2 separate regions of the Homo sapiens genome follow, and region 1 is linked to region 2. A link is a contact called in ENCODE Hi-C data. All regions are on one chromosome and are shown on one strand. The core of a region is the stretch at or near the end of the contact, and the rest is flanking DNA. Distances in the headings are between cores, read along the strand shown.

The links. Hi-C counts contacts between places; a loop is a spot of excess contacts on that map. Pooled maps may share reads with other maps.
Region 1: a map of aorta shows a loop between it and region 2 (4-fold over the local background). The contact joins two enhancer-like sites. A Hi-C loop is called at or near these places in 2 of 168 maps with a recorded cell type or tissue (both aorta), 2 of 37 single-sample maps with no recorded cell type and 5 of 50 pooled maps.

Annotation. Positions count from the first base shown.
Region 1 is chr5:88,941,799-88,944,498 of GRCh38, forward strand. The region is part of intron 2 of MEF2C-AS1 (MEF2C antisense RNA 1); the gene reads left to right. Among named protein-coding and RNA genes, the nearest start is that of MEF2C-AS1, 60 kb to the left of the region's middle. Within about 2 kb of position 1,318, at least 4 of the 41 ENCODE cell types and tissues checked have a DNase peak (open chromatin) inside an H3K27ac peak, as active enhancers do.
Region 2 is chr5:89,086,261-89,088,960 of GRCh38, forward strand. All of the region lies in intron 3 of MEF2C-AS1 (MEF2C antisense RNA 1), which reads left to right. Among named protein-coding and RNA genes, the nearest start is that of MEF2C-AS1, 200 kb to the left of the region's middle. Within about 2 kb of position 1,336, at least 2 of the 41 ENCODE cell types and tissues checked have a DNase peak (open chromatin) inside an H3K27ac peak, as active enhancers do.

The DNA.
Region 1 (2,700 bases), core at 68-2,567, 140 kb before region 2:
AAATCAACCCTCACTAGCAAATTACTCCTGCCAACAAAATAACCCAATCAGCATGCAAAACTGGTAGCGAGCTGGGAGAGGGCGATGAGAGTGGTGTTCACATGGCTCCCTCTGTTTCCCTTTCCCCAGGTCTGGGCACACACTGTCAGTCAGTGGCCCCTGACTCAGAAAGAGGTTTGATTTAAACCATTTCATTTTCTGCTCTCAGACTGGGAATTTATTTAATATGAATGTCATCATTATAACAAAACTCAACTGTATTCTAGCAAAAATTTGGCTGATCTATGAAGAATATTGGAAGGAGAATCTGTGAACCCAAAAATACTAGACCACTGCTTATTCAGTTCTGCAATTTTGTCACTTTAATGGACTCTTCAGAGTGCCAAATCACTAGTCCTACTGACTATACAAAAATTGGCCATCAACATGCCTGCCTCCAACAAATTGTTGCTGTTACTTCATGTTATCCACTTTGGGCTTAGAGACTGAAGGCCAAAAAGCATCCAATTTTTATGGTAAAAAAGTGCATCAGGAGGGCAACTACATACAAAGTTACCCTCCCAGTTTGACCCTGTCCTTAAGTTTTTATTGCCTGAACTGGCACCAAAGAAACTCCTTGAAAATAACACATTCCTTGTCCATTCAGTGGTTAATGATGCTTAAAAAAAATCACAGTTTGTGACTGTGACCTAAATTATGCCAGAAGCTGTAAAACCATGGTTTCTTTAAATTCAAATATGACCCACATGCTTTAAAACCACTACACTGACCCTATAGTACTGTTGCTGAGTGTGCGTGTCCTCACATAAACACAGACACACACACACACACACACACACACACACACACACACTCCCCACTTGGCATTAAATGACTCGATAAAAGAAATGGTATTTTTCAGACTTCCATGTTAAAAAAAAGGCTCATGAAAGAGATGTAAGTGAGCTTTAAGCCAAACATTTGTTTGGCTTTGCTGCAGCAGGCTGCAGGAATGTAAACTTTTTTTTTTTTTTCAATGACTTCAGCTCCTAATTTGAAAGCTAGGATTTTTAGGAGTGAGCAAGAGACTATATTTGGCCAAAAAATTCTGCTGGCTTTACTTAGCCAATCTGCACATTCAAAACAATACTTCTTTATCAAAAAAACAATAGTCTGTTTTATTCACAGCACATGTAGAAGTTGGAACATCGACTAAATTCCACTTTCTTCTCTTGCAGTGTGTCTGTAACCAGCTAATGAGCTGCAACAGAGCCTGGCCTTCATTTTCAGCAAATTAAGTTCATCCCTCATAGGAATTGTGGTCTGGCTGTGGCACCGCTCCTAGGTATGGGTGGGATTTGTTTCTTCTAGCAGTTGTAGGTTAGCCACATGGGTACGTGCTGTCGCACCACACAACAAAATTTTCTCTATAATAACCAGTCTAAGTAGGCTTTTACCCCACAAAAGTAGATCCCATTTAATTTACTTTGTGTTTATAGCACTCCCTCTCAAACCGCACCATTGGCACAGACTAATATTTATACAACTTTTTATTTTAAACTATTTATTTGGAGTTGAGACTTCAGTAGCACTCCCTGTCAGATTCATTGAACAAGCTTAAATTCAGGATACTGAAAATGTAAATTGGGAAGAGGGATGTATGTTCTTGGGATTCTTTTCTCCCGTGCATGGACACCCAAACAACTCTCACTGTAGTAAAGGGAGGTTACACATGTGTTGATAACATTTGTATTACTGCTGGTAGGAAATTGAACATTGATGGGTGGTTTTAAAAGCCTGCTTTTGCCTATTGTGTTTCCACATTTCTTTGCCAATATAGTTGGTCAAATTAGTTATGCAAAATGCATCTAAAAACTTCTAATCCAAAAGTGTCAATGTTGTTAAAGATTTCTTTTCATACACAAAGAAATATTACATTGCTCCATTATTTTAATGGAAGTCGTTAGTCAAATACGCTTTTGCCACAGAAAGAAAAGGGAAAAAATTCTTAATTTTGTATCTGACCTCTGCTTTGGGGCCTTACTTTAAGTTACATTTTTCTTAAATAAAGCTTTTCTGTTTTTTAAAGTGAATGACGGGATGTTAACTTTAAATAGACATTTAACCACATAAAGTATAGTGGCAGATGGTTCATTTTTCTACTCAGGGTAGACACTTTATTCAGGTAATGATATTTAATCCTCATTTTCTATGAAATCTGCATGTTGTTCTTAAATCTGATACTATTTTGTGATTTAAAATGAGTGTTGGGTTAACTTTGTTTACAAGTGAAGTATTTATCCCTTTGATTCTCTTTTACTTTCTTCTTTTGGTAAACACCTATCCGTTTCTAAGACCCACTTATATGTTATCTCATCAAGGAAAATTTTCCCATCCTCCCAAAGGAGAACAGAACTCCACTGTAGTGGAATAAGTTTTTTGAGGTATGAACCAATGCTTCTGTCCTCCTAATATTCTTACAACCTCTAACCCGCCTCTGCATTCAGGAAACCAGAATACATTAGGGAGGAGACAGCAAAGGAAAACAAAAGACAATAAAGGAATCGATGTATTTGTTTTGTAACTCAAAGTTAAAGTCCAAATTTAGAAAATAGATTTGAAAGCATAACGGGTCAATTTCTGTTGTGCCTCTGAAGAAGAAAGTTGAGAAAGAACGAAGAGGGCTTAGATGCTGGTGGGTGTCTGCAAAAAAGCCCAGAC
Region 2 (2,700 bases), core at 86-2,585:
CATTCAAACTGTCCTTAGTCTCCTAAGTGACAAGGGAGAATCAAACTGAGTTGAGAATTTGTCCAACAGGACTACAAATTATCTTCAATATCTTTTTCTGACCACCCACCTTACTCCTAAGGGAACCCTTTATGAATGAAATTATCCCAGGAATTACTATCTCTGAAAGTGGAAATAACAGGAGGAGTATTACAATGCAGACATACGCAGTTATTATTTGTAACATTGGCAGGCTAAGTCAAGGTTTTTTTTTCTTTAAAGCATAGAGGGAGATGGATGTGTAATCTCATTCTGTCAAGAATGCTGAAGATTTTCATACATCACTGTGTTTCAAAATAAATTACGTGCATAGTAGGCTACATTAAACCAACATTCAGCACTGAATGTTTCTTCACCATTGCGATGCTTTTTTATCTCTTGAAATAAGAAACACATTTAACTTGGTTTCTATGATCATCTTGAAAATAATGCTGTCTTGTTTTGGCATAAAGTAGAAACATATATTTTTAATCAAGAAGTATGCTTTTCATTGAGAAAAGGGGAGAGCCAGCACCTCGTGCTAACTTTAAAGTGGTTTTATAGAGTTGTGGAGGGTGGACATGGCCCACTTCATCCGTTGGTTAACATGCCCACTGCTGACATCAGGGCTGGCTTCAGAGGAATATTACTGAGTGAGGTTTCACTCACTTCTGTCAAGTCTTCTCTCCCACCTCAGGATGAAAAAAGGGAAATGTCATTTCTTTTAAGCTTGGATGCCATGTTCAGACTTTTCCCACAGGCTTTATTTTAGACTTTTACCTCCTGCACTGCTAATGGGAAATTGCCAGTAGTGTTGACTCTCTCTCCTACCCCATCAAATTTTCTTTTTTAGCTAAATATGTACAAAAAGTTTTATTGAAACATGCCAAGTCACAGCTCGGTATTCCCTGATACTACACAAAATGAGTTGCAATAAAAATAGCACTGAAAATCTGAAATTACTGAATGCACCCATTTTTGCAGTTAAATACCATGAAAGACAGAAGGGAATTTACAATATGCTTCAAAGGGGTTGGGGGAAACACCTCTTCTCAGTCTAATAAAACTTAGTAGCTCGGGGTCACTTCCTAATAGGTGCCATTTCCTCTATTTTAATAAAGGTATTTTAGCACCTGAATTCTATGCCAGATACCATTGTCATTTTTTCCAGTGACTGGCTCAACTAAATGCTAGTGGGGGCCAGACACTCTTCAAACACTGCTGCTTAATGCCAAACACAACTAACATGCATATGGAAGAAGCCAGGAAAAGCAGTAACCTCCCTAATTATAGCCAAAGGCTCAGAAGTCCAGAGACCATACAGGAACCTCTAGCTTCTGGGGTGGACAGGGGTCAGGAAGCTCCTCCACCACGGATCCCTGAATTGGCAGCTATCCTTCCCCACCCCATCAACACAGAGTCATTTTTTGCCTGCCAAATCCTTGTCCAACCCCAATTCAAATCTATTTATACTCGCCTTTCCTATTTCTGGGCTCAGATGTTAGCCCATACGGTGTGTTGACCGGCACTAAATGTTACTGTGCGAGACCAGCGTTTGCCAGCTTCCTTGGTTGCTGACAGCAGGGAGACAAAAGTTCTGAATATTCGGAGGGACCTTAATCTTCTTAGCATAATCCTGGCCTCAAAGTGGTGGTAAGGTTCAACTTAAAAGCACCAGTCTCCTGAAATGGAAGAATTTAAGAGGTTAAGAGGTGATGCCAGCTGGACTCCTTCGGCCACAGTGATGGATGCCCAGCAGTGGTTCTTAAACTGTGGTGGAGGCAAAAATCACCTGGGGAATGTGTCAGTGGTGCAGGTACTCGGCCTGCCTACAGAGAATCTGATTCAGTCAGACTGGGACGGGCCTAGGAATTTGCTTTGAGTAAGCACTACGGGTGATGGTGATGCAGGTGGTCTGAGGCTCCGACTATGAGAAGCAATCCTAGGTCTACACTGCTTTCCCCCAGAATGCCAGGCTCTGTTTCAAGAGTAAGGGGATTAGCAACCCAATTTAAACACCTTAGTGATGGAGTGCTGCTTTAATTCAGATTTATTTAAAGCTTTGGAACACTGAACTTTGTTGTAGAAGCTTTACTTAAAATTCTGAGGTAGACTAACCTCCTTTTCTGAGTTCAATTTTAACAAGGAAGGCTATTTGAAGACTGCGGTCCTCGGTTTGTGAGGTCTGAGCATAAAAAGAAAATAAAACCCTACAAGTTGGACCTTCTTATGTAAAACTAGACCTCATTCTTTTTAAAAGGTGTGACCTTGGATCATTAAAATTTTTCTGAAGAGAAGAAATCTGGGATAGATAGCTTTCCTGATAAAATGTGCAGTCGAAATTGTAAGCAGCTTATGTGGTGCTCTATCATTTACGCTGTTTAAGGGGGCACTTAAATGAAAAGGAATGTTTTAAAGTTAACTCAGCTGAATTCTATGTAGAACAGAATAAGCAATCCCCAGGGTGCACAGCTTTTGATGTGTTCTTCTGCTTCACTATTTATGGATAACTTAAGAAAACAGTGCCACCTTCCATTTTGAGGGGAGTGGAGTAGGTGGGCGATTCTGTGCTGTGCAACCATAGAACAAAAGACATAGCACATTTAAATAAAAATAAAATAAGCAAGTATTATTCATACAACAGTGCCAAAAAGAGTGAGCCCTTTGTTCTAGTCATCAGAG